Regions from separate parts of the Homo sapiens genome. Here region 1 is linked to region 2. Evidence: chromatin contacts called from ENCODE Hi-C or POLR2A ChIA-PET data. All regions are on one chromosome and are shown on one strand. Each heading gives the region's core, a stretch centred on a gene start or an enhancer-like site at or near the end of the contact. The rest is flanking DNA. Distances are from core to core; before and after follow the strand shown.

The links. Hi-C counts contacts between places; a loop is a spot of excess contacts on that map. ChIA-PET counts read pairs that join two places held with the same protein, here RNA polymerase II (POLR2A). Pooled maps may share reads with other maps.
Region 1: a map of MCF 10A shows a loop between it and region 2 (3-fold over the local background). The contact joins two enhancer-like sites. A Hi-C loop is called at or near these places in 10 of 168 maps with a recorded cell type or tissue (GM11168, HCT116, MCF 10A and 7 more), 21 of 37 single-sample maps with no recorded cell type and 18 of 50 pooled maps. POLR2A ChIA-PET finds 5 or more read pairs at or near these places in 3 of 52 experiments (H1, WTC11 and activated CD4-positive, alpha-beta T cell).

The regions. Positions count from the first base shown.
Region 1 is chr6:4,938,635-4,944,190 of GRCh38, forward strand. CDYL (chromodomain Y like) reads left to right here. Exons shown (of 7, transcript NM_004824.4): 5 at 4,912-5,122. Among named protein-coding and RNA genes, the nearest start is that of LYRM4-AS1, 62 kb to the right of the region's middle. Within about 2 kb of position 3,682, at least 10 of the 41 ENCODE cell types and tissues checked have a DNase peak (open chromatin) inside an H3K27ac peak, as active enhancers do.
Region 2 is chr6:4,799,540-4,804,765 of GRCh38, forward strand. All of the region lies in intron 1 of CDYL (chromodomain Y like), which reads left to right. Among named protein-coding and RNA genes, the nearest start is that of CDYL, 26 kb to the left of the region's middle. RefSeq lists an enhancer at 2,822-2,871. Within about 2 kb of position 2,117, at least 4 of the 41 ENCODE cell types and tissues checked have a DNase peak (open chromatin) inside an H3K27ac peak, as active enhancers do.

The sequences.
Region 1 (5,556 bases), core at 2,432-4,931, 140 kb after region 2:
TACATTAACTGTGGTCACCATGATGTACAATAGATGTCTTGATCTAAGCATTTTCAAATTTTTATTTCATATATACACACAAATAGTATCAATTTAGTTCTGTTGTTGCTTTGCAACTTGCTTTTTTCATGTGACAATATGACTTTGAGATATTTCTATTTCCTTGGTTGTTGGATTTTCCTCTGCTATATGATAACATATATCAGCAAAACTTTCTCTAAAACCACTTAATTCGTCTAAAATCATATCCCCTCATTTATCATGCTAATCACTCCATGTATAATTAGAAGTGTCTGATTTTTCGGAGATGAATTTTATTTAAAATGGATGAAACCTAGTCATCAACATGAAAGTTGGCTATGCTTCTCTACTCACCTCCCTAAAATGACATATCCCCAGGTGGCCCCCATAAACCCTTTGTGCTTGCCTTTTTAACTTACAGAGGATGAAAAATGAAAGAAAACGTAGACTGGCAAAATGGCAGTAAAGTAAGTTGGATCTTTTCCAAAATCCCAGATTTCTGGAGGGCTGAAGTTGAACTACTTTTGATAGTTACTAGGCTCCAGCTGAGCACTGCCCTTGGTGCACTGGGCTTTCTAGCACCTAAACCCTTCTAGAGCTTGCACAGCAGGATTGGTGTGGTGGGTAGGGGGGCTCTTTTTTCTGTTTTGTTGAGTCTGGGGTAGGCAGGGACGTCTTTCTTTGACTGACACCCAAGATGGCTCTGATGGGCACCAAACAGCCCATCACAGGAGTCCTGGAACCCACACCTCTGGGTTGAAGGGGATTGCCTTAGCCTCTCATGACATATTTAATCATTTTCAGAATTACTATATTTTCTCATATGATGTACACATGTATTTAGGAGGTTATCCCTTAATCTTTTGAATGTTACCTTTTACAGGCTATCACATTATGTGTGGTTTTTTTCAGAAGTGGTTTGAAATTTTATAGTCTGATCTTATTAAGTATTGTTTCTAATCTCCTAGGGGATTTCATCCCTGTGGTACACTAGGTGGGACCATCTTGTTCTTCAGTTTAAGATTAAACTGCTTGATCAGTGTCATAAATCCTTGGCTGACTCTCAGCGCCTCTAAGACAGCTTCATTATTATCCATTCAGGGTGAATTCCATGAACTTAACTTTTATTTTTAAAATACAAACCACCATGCCTCCTATGGTCACTTTGCATGTTCTCCATAATATCACGCTGAATGTACACATAATATTGTGCTTTTTGGTAGCTCTGCGGTCATAAGAAAATCGGATGTGTCAGCCAGTGCCTTCTGGGTCCTGGCTCCGTTTTCCCGTGTAGGCTTTTCCCTGGCTCCACTTGTGAGCCCGCTGGTGCCTCGCCGGGTGCAGCTCACTCCTCCCTCCAGCGTTGAATTCCCTTGGACAGAGGCTGTGGGCTTGTGGCGCTGGGATCAGTAAAAGCAGAGGAAAGCTAGATCCAGCCAGGTTTAAGTGGAGATCTCCTTTGTTGAACTTGATGTCACTTTAAAAGTTCACTTTCATCAGCTCCCTGCTCCGTCCACTCTCCCTACTCCACACAAAAAGCTGGATTGATATTCTTGTGAAGAGCCAAGTCCTGCTTTAGGAAAACCAACTTGTTTCTTCTTTATGTGACTATATTTTTGTCAATGTGAATTTTCCTTAATGTAGTCTGGCAAGATCAGAAAAATAATTAGTTACACCAGAGTCACTTAACCTTTCCTTTTCTTATTTGCATTTAAATTAATTTTTATGTGGATAAAAGCTCTTCCTGTGTATATTTTTCATTTCTCTGGTGTCTTGTCTCATGTTCCTTAAAACTTGGAGGCAAAGGACTTCATCGTAGCAAGTTTCCAAAGGAAAAGCGGGAAGCAAACAGGAAGATGAGGTTTCATATTAGGTCACCAGGTATCTAGAGCAGCTGACTTTGTGACGAGGATTCGTGGTTTGCAGTTTGCAGGGTAATTGCAACAAAAATATTCTGCACCTTTGTGGTTAGAACAAAATTCTTTCAAGTTCATGGACAGCATTAGGCTTTTGAAGTCTGCCAGAACCAGTAGCTGCCACTGGGTTTTAAGGACCAGGAGACTTCTCTCCCCAAAAGTGAGGTTTCTTCTTCCTCCCACAGAGGGAGACCGGGGGCCCTGCCCAAGCAGTGCCCCAGGGGCAAGAGGATTTGGGAGAGAACAAAGTGAGCCAGTAAACATGCCCCATGACCCTGACCTGTACCCCATTAGTCCTTCAAACGAAGGTGCCATTCAAATGAGAGAGACCTCAGCCATGGAAAGCAGCACACTGGCTGCCCAACTTCAGGTCCCTGCTGCCTCCTTCTCCCCAAACGTTCCTTTGACAGTCCCTACATCTTATGTGATTTTCCAGCTGTTTGATATTTCCAGATTAGTAAATGTCCTTTAAAGGAAGAGTTTTGTTTAATTATAAAGTCTTTTTAGACTAATTATGTGGCAAATATCAGCCTCCTTCCCTGCCATACCCAACAACAGCCTTGAATTCAATTCCAAAGAAACAAATTTAACTTCAGTACATTGCATGGCAAACATTTGAGTGTTCATACATTTTGATTTCAAGTTTAAAACACACTTGGCTGAAGCCCACAGAAGCAGGGGCTACTTGGGAGAGGACCGTCCCAGGCTTGAAGGCAGCCCCTGCCTCGCCTCTGGTTCCTTGTGCCTTGATTTGCAGCTCCCTTGGTTAAGCCTTTATGGTCCTGGGAAGTTTCTACTAGGCAGAGAAAGCATTTCTGTAAAGGTTTTCTTTTTTAAAACAAAACGAGTCTCTGTGTGCACCACATCCATTTCTGGCATCTCAGGGCTCACTATTCAGAATGGCCAGTTCCCATTCCCTGAAAAGGGAAGGGGCTCTTTGCTCCAGAGCATGCTGGTTCATTCATACCCCGTCCAGAAAGAGCCACCAGCTTCAGGTGAAGTCACCATTCCAGGCAAAAGTAAAAATAAAATTTCAGTTCCAAAAAATGCCTTCAGCCTATCAAAATCTAAGTTTCGACTTACCAATATCTATTAATATTTTAGAAGCAGATTTTTTTATACAAATATATGGGCATGGAGGCAAGGATATATGAAATAATTCCTTTTACTGTTTTTCTGTAGAATTACCTTCTTATTACCTTGACTTTGATCATCGCTTTTATGTTAATTTATTGCCCCATCCGTGGTTTCCAGATGTCAGCCTGGGCAACGGCTATAACAGTTTGCCTTCTGTTCCATAAGGCAGATGAAATTGGAGCTACTCAGATTTTGGAAACAGCTGTTCCTTATCATTGAGAGACAGTTCAGCAGTTTTACCTTTTCATGAGTCATCAGTTACTGGGCCTAGGAAATGTATTTCCATCTTGTGTCATTGACCCCATATCTTCAAAAGATGACACAACTGAAATAGCTTCATGTAGTTCTTCTAGGCTTATTTCAAGAGTCTGCTTAAAAGGTTGTCTGACACTCTGATCATTAAACCCCAGTGTGATCTTTCTAAGAATGCCTCAGGCTCTCTCATTTAGAAAGACTTAGTGCAACTCATTCATTTGAATGAGTTAATTCTTGCTCAATGCAAAGATCCCACAAACCTTGGGGGCTAGGCTGAGGTCCAGCCGCTAAACTCTGCAATTCCTCACTCTCCTGTTCATACACACACAGACACAACCCTCCTCACCTCCCTGACCTGCCCCTGCCAAAAAATATGAGTCATCCGTCAGTGTCTCGGGGAGTTGAGTGGGGAGCTATCTCAGATGCTGAGTCATGATTTTCAGAGAAGATCTGAACAGATTGCTGTGGTTTTAAATTGCTGAATTGTAGAGAGCATCTAGATTGTTATTTTCAGTATTAAAGATGGGGGTCAGGTTTAGAATCCAGCAAGTGAAAAGCTGTCCTTACTCTGCACTTCTGATCTAGAACTCAGCCTGCACTGAAGGGACTATCTTGTGTTTCTTCTTTTCTCCACTGTGTGAAATCATAACAAGAAACAACCTCTGAGCATAAGATCAGCTTCTAGTATTTAGGGGAAGAAAATGCACATTCCTAAAGTGGTATGACACCAAGCTACCCTACATTGAAAAGCAGCCTACTTTTCCAGCCTGATCTAAAGCAAATCCCAAAATAGCATGGGCTTGATTTATTAAACCTCTGTCCTGTGCAGAGGCTGCCCCACGCCTGACCCCACTGTCCTCCGAACTCCTGCTGCAGCCGTACCCTCCAGCCCTCAGTGGAGCAGGATGTGGGTACAGGCCTGAGCCCTGTGCTGTTTGCTCTTCTTGTTTGCAGGTCGCATGTCTTGAGCCAGCCTGTGACACTCTTGTCTCTGTATCCCCCAGACTGTTCAGTCCACTTCCACATAAACTCAGGAAATAGCAATTATTGCCAGATAATCAGTGAGCTGTCTGAAATCATGAACCAAGGCCAGACCCAGATCCCAGGGTTTTTGTGAACCCTAATCCACCACCGTACACTTAACACCAGGCAGTCTTAGTATGCCCTGGGCCAGATTTCCTCTGTGACAGCTTCTTGATTTGTCTTGTGAAGCCCAGAATATGTACTGGGCTCCTGTGTCTTCGAGGGAAGACAGGTTGGGGAGCAAGATGTGTTGTTTATAGAGCCCGAGAGCCACCTGCAAATTCCAGTGCAGCTCATGGCTGCATGTTACCCTGTGGCCTTCACGTAGGGCCTGTAGTGACAGCCACTACATGCGTGGGCTCCAGGCTGTCACCAAACCTTTACAACACGTAGTAAATAAGTCTAGGGTCCACAACTGCTGGGGAAGGCCTTAAACAAATCTCAAGTCTTCAGGATTTCCGTAGCATTTACATCTTGGTAAATTGAATTCCATAATAGACTTTTCCTTTGCTCAAATATGCAATGTTTTGAGTAATTCCCCATTTATTTTTCATTTTAGAAACTTCGTGAATACTTTCATTCAATTTAAGAAGCCCATTATTGTAGCAGTCAATGGCCCAGCCATTGGTCTAGGAGCATCTATATTGCCTCTTTGCGATGTGGTTTGGGCTAATGAAAAGGCTTGGTTTCAAACACCCTATACCACCTTCGGACAGAGTCCAGATGGCTGTTCTACCGTTATGTTTCCCAAGATAATGGGAGGAGCATCTGTGAGTACCTTTTTAAAAAAAAAAAAAAAAAGTCATTCTAGAAAGCTTCCTGAAGAAATCTAGTTTGGTTATTGTTTTTCTAAAGCTGTACAGTGTGTCATTCTGTGGGGACTTTCCATCTTGTAATTCAGATTTGGGTTCATAGACGTTGTTGACCTTTGTTGCATCATTCCCTAGAGAAGGACTTCATTCACTGAGGAGCCTACCACTTTGCATAATTCACATGGATATCTACTGTTAGTAAATACCCAATCAGTAACCCAACCAACAATTTGCAATTGAAAAGTTCTTCACCTAATAACTTAAAAACTGCACTTTTAAGAGAAGGCAATTTTAAGAGGGAGCAAAGTTACATAGGATTAGAGGGTTGTCGTCCATATAATTGTGTGTTTTTATTTCTTTAACTGTTTAATCCGTTCATTATAGTAGTTTGT
Region 2 (5,226 bases), core at 867-3,366:
GGCTCAGATGATCCTCTCACCTCAGCCTCCCAAGTAGCTGGGACTATAGGTGTGTGCCACCACACCCAGCTAGTTTTTGTAGAGATGGGGTTTCATGATATGCCCAGGCTGATCTTGAACTCCTGAGCTAGGCGATCTGCCTGCCTTGCTCGGCTCCCAAAGTGCTGAGATTACAGAGCATGAGCCATTGCGCCCAGCCAAGATCTCTCATCTCTTTGTTTTATTGTTTTTTGGTCCAATTTTATCAATTACTGAGAAATATGTTAGAATTTCCAAATACGATTGTGCATTGGTTGTTTCTGTTTCTGTTTCACGTATTTTGAAGCTGTCATTAGATGGATGTATATTTATAATATTGTTATATTTTCCTTTTAAAATCACTATGAAACGTCTTTTTTGTTTCTAGTAATACTTTTCGAAGTCTACTTTGTTTTACATTAATGTATCCATTCTAGCTTTGGTATATCTTTTTCCAGTCTGTTACTTTTAGTTTGTTTCTGTCTTTATATTTAAAATTGTTCTTTAGAAACCAGAATATAGTCAGTTCTTGCCTTTTTAAAATAATCGGATAGTCCATGCTTTTTAATTGAAATTAATCCATTTACATTTAAAGTAATTATTAATATGGTTATATTAGGTCTATCATTTTTTGCTTTTCTTAGGGAAGGGATTTTATTTGCTTTTGTTCCTCCTCTTTTGCTGATTTTGTGTTAACCAAAATTTCTTATTAATTTTAATTCTTCTGTTGGTTTTCTAGCTATATGCATCTTAGCTTTTTCTTTAATATTGAATCACTTTGGATAAGACATATAATTTTTTCAATGATGTGTTTCCAGTTCCACTACTTATCCTTAGTATTATTGTCACAGTTGTTGCATTTATATACTTTGTAAACCCATCAGTAGTGTTGTATTTTTTGCTTTATGCTGTCATCTTTTATAGAAAACTAAGATATTACATATATCCACATAATTACCATTTCTGGCTGTCTTCATTTCTTCCTGTAGCTCTAAGTTGCCATCTAGTGTAGTTTCCATTTGGACTAGAGATCTTTCTTTAGCATTTCTTGTTATAGATCTACCAATGACAAATAGTTTATTTGAAAATGCCCTTATTTTACCTTCATTTTTAAAGGAAACTTCTTCTGAATACTAGAATTCTTGGTTGACTGGTTTTCTTCCTTTTCCTTCTTCAGTAATTTGAATATGTGGTCCCAGTGTCTTCAGACTTAAAAGTTTCTAAGGAGAAGTCTTTGTTCTTATCGTTATTGTTGCCGTTGTTTTCCTGTTTATGACGTCATTTTCTCTGGCTGCTTTCAAGATTTTGTTTATCCTTGGCTTTCTACCATTTGACTAAGGTGTGTCTAGAAGAAGTTTTGTTTGTGTTATTCTGTTTGAGGTTTATTGAGCTTTTGGGAGATATTTCAGTTGTTGTGTCTTCAGATGTCTTTTCCTCCTTTCCTCTCTCTAGAGTCCAATTAAGGTACTGCTTCCTGTTGTCACATTTTTGGGAATTCTACTTATTTTTCATTCATCTCTTTCTCTTTATGTTCTTCAGATTATTCTGTATTCAGGTTCATTGCAGATGGCAGAACCAAGCATCAATCCGTTGCTTAGCCAGTCTAATGCATTTATTTTAGTAAATGTTTTGTTCAGATCTAGGCTTTTAGTTTTTCTGGTTTCATTTTTCTCCCTTGAGATTGCCATATCTGTTCACTTATTGATACCATATTTTCCTTCAATTCTTTGGGCATGTTTTTCAGACGTTTTTGAAATATTTATGATAAATGTTTGAAGTCTGTTAAATCCAACATTTCGGCTCACTTGGAATCAGTTTCTGTTGACTATCATTTTACCTGCAGAGGGTCAAGATTTCCTATTTTTTTCTTGTCTAGTGGAAAGTTGGACATATGCTGTAGTGAGTCTGAACTCTTGTGTTCTTCTGAGGATTATTGTGTTTTTATTGTAGCAGACTGTTAATAAACTGCTTGGTCAAACTACACACTTTGTTTTTCCTGTGATATGCAGCCGCTTGTAGCTCTCCTCTGCTCTTAGGTCTTTGCACTGGTGGTGGTTTTAGTGTGGCACCCTGTGAGTCTCCCCTGTGTCTGCAAAATTTGAAAGTTGGCTAAGGATCTGAGTAGAGATGGACTTTTCTCTGTGGTTGTCTTTATTCTGGGGATTCCCCTAGTTTCTAGCACTCCACCAGCTTTGAGCTCTGTACTCTGACATTTCAAGCTTTATGCCGCCCTAGCTTGAGCATAGTTGGGAAAGAGCATCATATTCACAGATTTGGCTCCATGTTACTCTTTTTTAAAAATATTGCTTTCTGGTTTCTGACTGCTTTTTCACCGTGCTGCTTGTGGTTTCCTCAGCACATATGTAGTATGTAGTTCAGCTGTCAGCTAGGGATTTCAGCATCTTATGCTCTGAATTTGAGTGTCACCTCTATATTCTAGTGCTGTCAGAGTGCTTTAAATTTCTAGCTGCTTCCCCAATTCCAGATTTTGATATCTGGCACCTTTAGTTGGTGAGGAACTGGCTTTTGTTTGCCCCCATGTTTTGCAGCAATAGCTGTGGGAGTTGAGCAGTGCCTTGAGCCAAGATGCCACAAACTCACAATTCTTAACCCTTCTAGTTACAGTTTTTGAGATTTAACTCTCTTCCTGGCTTTTGCAAATACTACCTTTAGATCATTGAAAAAAAAATCACTAATTAGCTTGGCATGGTGGTACACACCTGTAATTCCAGCACTTTGAGAGGATGAGGCATGAGTCTCACCTGAGGCCAGGAGTTTGAGACAAGCCTGGGCAACATAGTGAGACCCCGTCTTTACTAAAAATAAAAAAAACTTAGCTGAGTGTGATGGCAGTGTGTGTAGTCCCAGCTACTTGGGAGGTTGAGGTGGAAGGATCACCTGATCCCAGGAGGTTGAGGCTGCAATGAGCTATGATTGCACCACTGTATTCCAGCCTGGGTGACAGAGTGAGACCCTACCTCAAAAAAACAAAAAACAGTTATTATAAATGTTATCTGTGAGTGTTTGTGTGACCTCTTCACCCTTCCTGCCATTACAGAAAGTTGATATTTTTAGTTTTGAAATACTAGGGTGAGTATAGCTTGTCTGTTTCATGAGCGTGTCTTTCTGTTGTGCTTTCATTGCTTTTAGGGTCATTATTCAGTTTATTTTGTTCTTTTTTTTTCCCTTGAGATAAGTTTGTATGAGAGTCAGCCACCATCCTTTTTCTGTTCTTCTTTTTATTTGAAATTAGGTTGTGTGCACTTGTGCAGGGAGGGTGGGCGGGAGAGGTTTTCAGAGGCCACAGGATTCTCTTTTCCGGCATCTCACTAAGTACTTGACAGTGTGGCCTGGTACCTTTTGAGCTCAAGGGCTGTCCTCCCATTCCTCTCCTTCCCCATCCATCTGGGCTAGACCTTCTCTTTCCATTGCGTCCCCCACCCCACACTATCCCTTTCCTGCTCCATTGCTGTTCTGTTCCCAGCAGTTTTTCTTAGTAGAAGGAGGCTTTGGCTGGCTAGTTTCAAGAGCCCTTCAGCCTTAGACTGCTGCAGTCCCTTCGGACCTGGCTGTGATCACTTGCATCCACCTATAGATGGAAGTGTGCAAAGACCCTTCTAGTTTTGGCTGCTATTCTCAGCTGGCTCCCTGAGTTTTCCTGTGAGGTGCCTGTTGACAGTGTCAGGGTTCTTCTGCTCCCATCCATCAGACACCCTGTTGCTATCCTCTGCTTCCTCTGCACAGATCCTCATCCACCTGGTCCTGCAGCTTTTGCCCATTTATCATCCCTTTCCAGTCACTTAGTTTTCTCTTGGCTATTATCTCAAGATTTGAGGGATTGGGCAATTTTTGCACCTCCTCTGCTGTCCCCATTCTCCTCCATCTGCCTTGAAGTGAAGCAGATTTTATCCTGCTCTGAAGCCTGGGGCATGGATGAGAATTCTTTCAGGATTCTCTCACCAACTTTCTCCAGTAACAGGATTGACAGACGATAGACAGGTGTGGGCTCTGTTCCCTGGTTGCCCTTTCACTTGAGAGTGTAGCCCCTGACCTTGCCTGTCTGCGTGGGCTCTAATCTGACCTTACAGCCCCGTCACTGTGGCTCTGTGTCCCTGTCCAGCATCAGCACGTGGCCTCGGGATATCTCCTGGCTTCAGACTTGGCTCACTTTCCTGATTTTTTTTTTTTTTTTTTTTAGTTTTCATCTTTATTTTCCTGATGACTTCTCTTCATTCTAGCTTGTAAATGATGTATTTTTAAAAGTAGTTAAAAGATATTTTATCCAACTCTATGTGTGTATGTGTGTTTTTTGTACTAGGAGGAATTTTGGGGGTACCTTTGTCCTTATATTGGTGGTGTAAATTATATTTTTTAAAACTTTTCTTTTTAAAAATAGCTTATGTGTCTCATGGCGTAGCGTGCTTTTTTTTTTTTTTGCTCTCCTAAGTCTTTTTGATTTTTAAAATACTTTGTTTGCCGTGCATGTTTTAAGAGTTTGCTCTCTTTAGGAAACCAGTCAAGGTCCATAATTTTATGAAACTTGGGCTGTCAGTTATTTACAGACTAACCAGTGTGGACAGAAGTAAGAGGAAAAGTGTAACACTTGTGTTATGAGGTCTGGGAGAGCTGAGGCCACTCCCCCTGTTTTACAGGAGGAAGGTCCTAAGCAGTGGCCTCGCCCAGTCAGCCAACCTCCAGTTTCACCCACGAGAATGGTGGGCCTGAGACCAAGAGAAGGCCATTATTCAGTCATGTTGAAGTGCGGGGCGCTGCCTAAGAACCTAGCTCCTAGGCTCCCCACATCACTGCAGGGCAGGCATTAGTCACCACTTTTAGAGCTGAAGAGAATGAGTCTTTGGTTAAGTGTTGAAATAGAAGTACAGTTCAGATCTCAAAATAAAGACCTTTGTCTTACGACCGCATCTCCAGGCCAGTGGCCTGGGAGCCAGAGAGAGCTTGTTCTCTGATGCCCAGGGCCCTGCTCTTCCTCCCCATCAGTAGGAAACGATGGCCTTGGAGGCTTATTTTGCTCATCACTCTCGCCCCACTGCTGTAAATAACAGAATGGCCCTCGCTCTGCGGTTTCTAGACCCTGGCACTGTTTTTCAAACTTGACTGTCATAGAGACCGCTGCTAAAAGGAACTGTCTGCACGTCCGTCTGGGTCCATTCTCCTACTCATGACCAGTGGTGGAAATTTTAGGTTGTT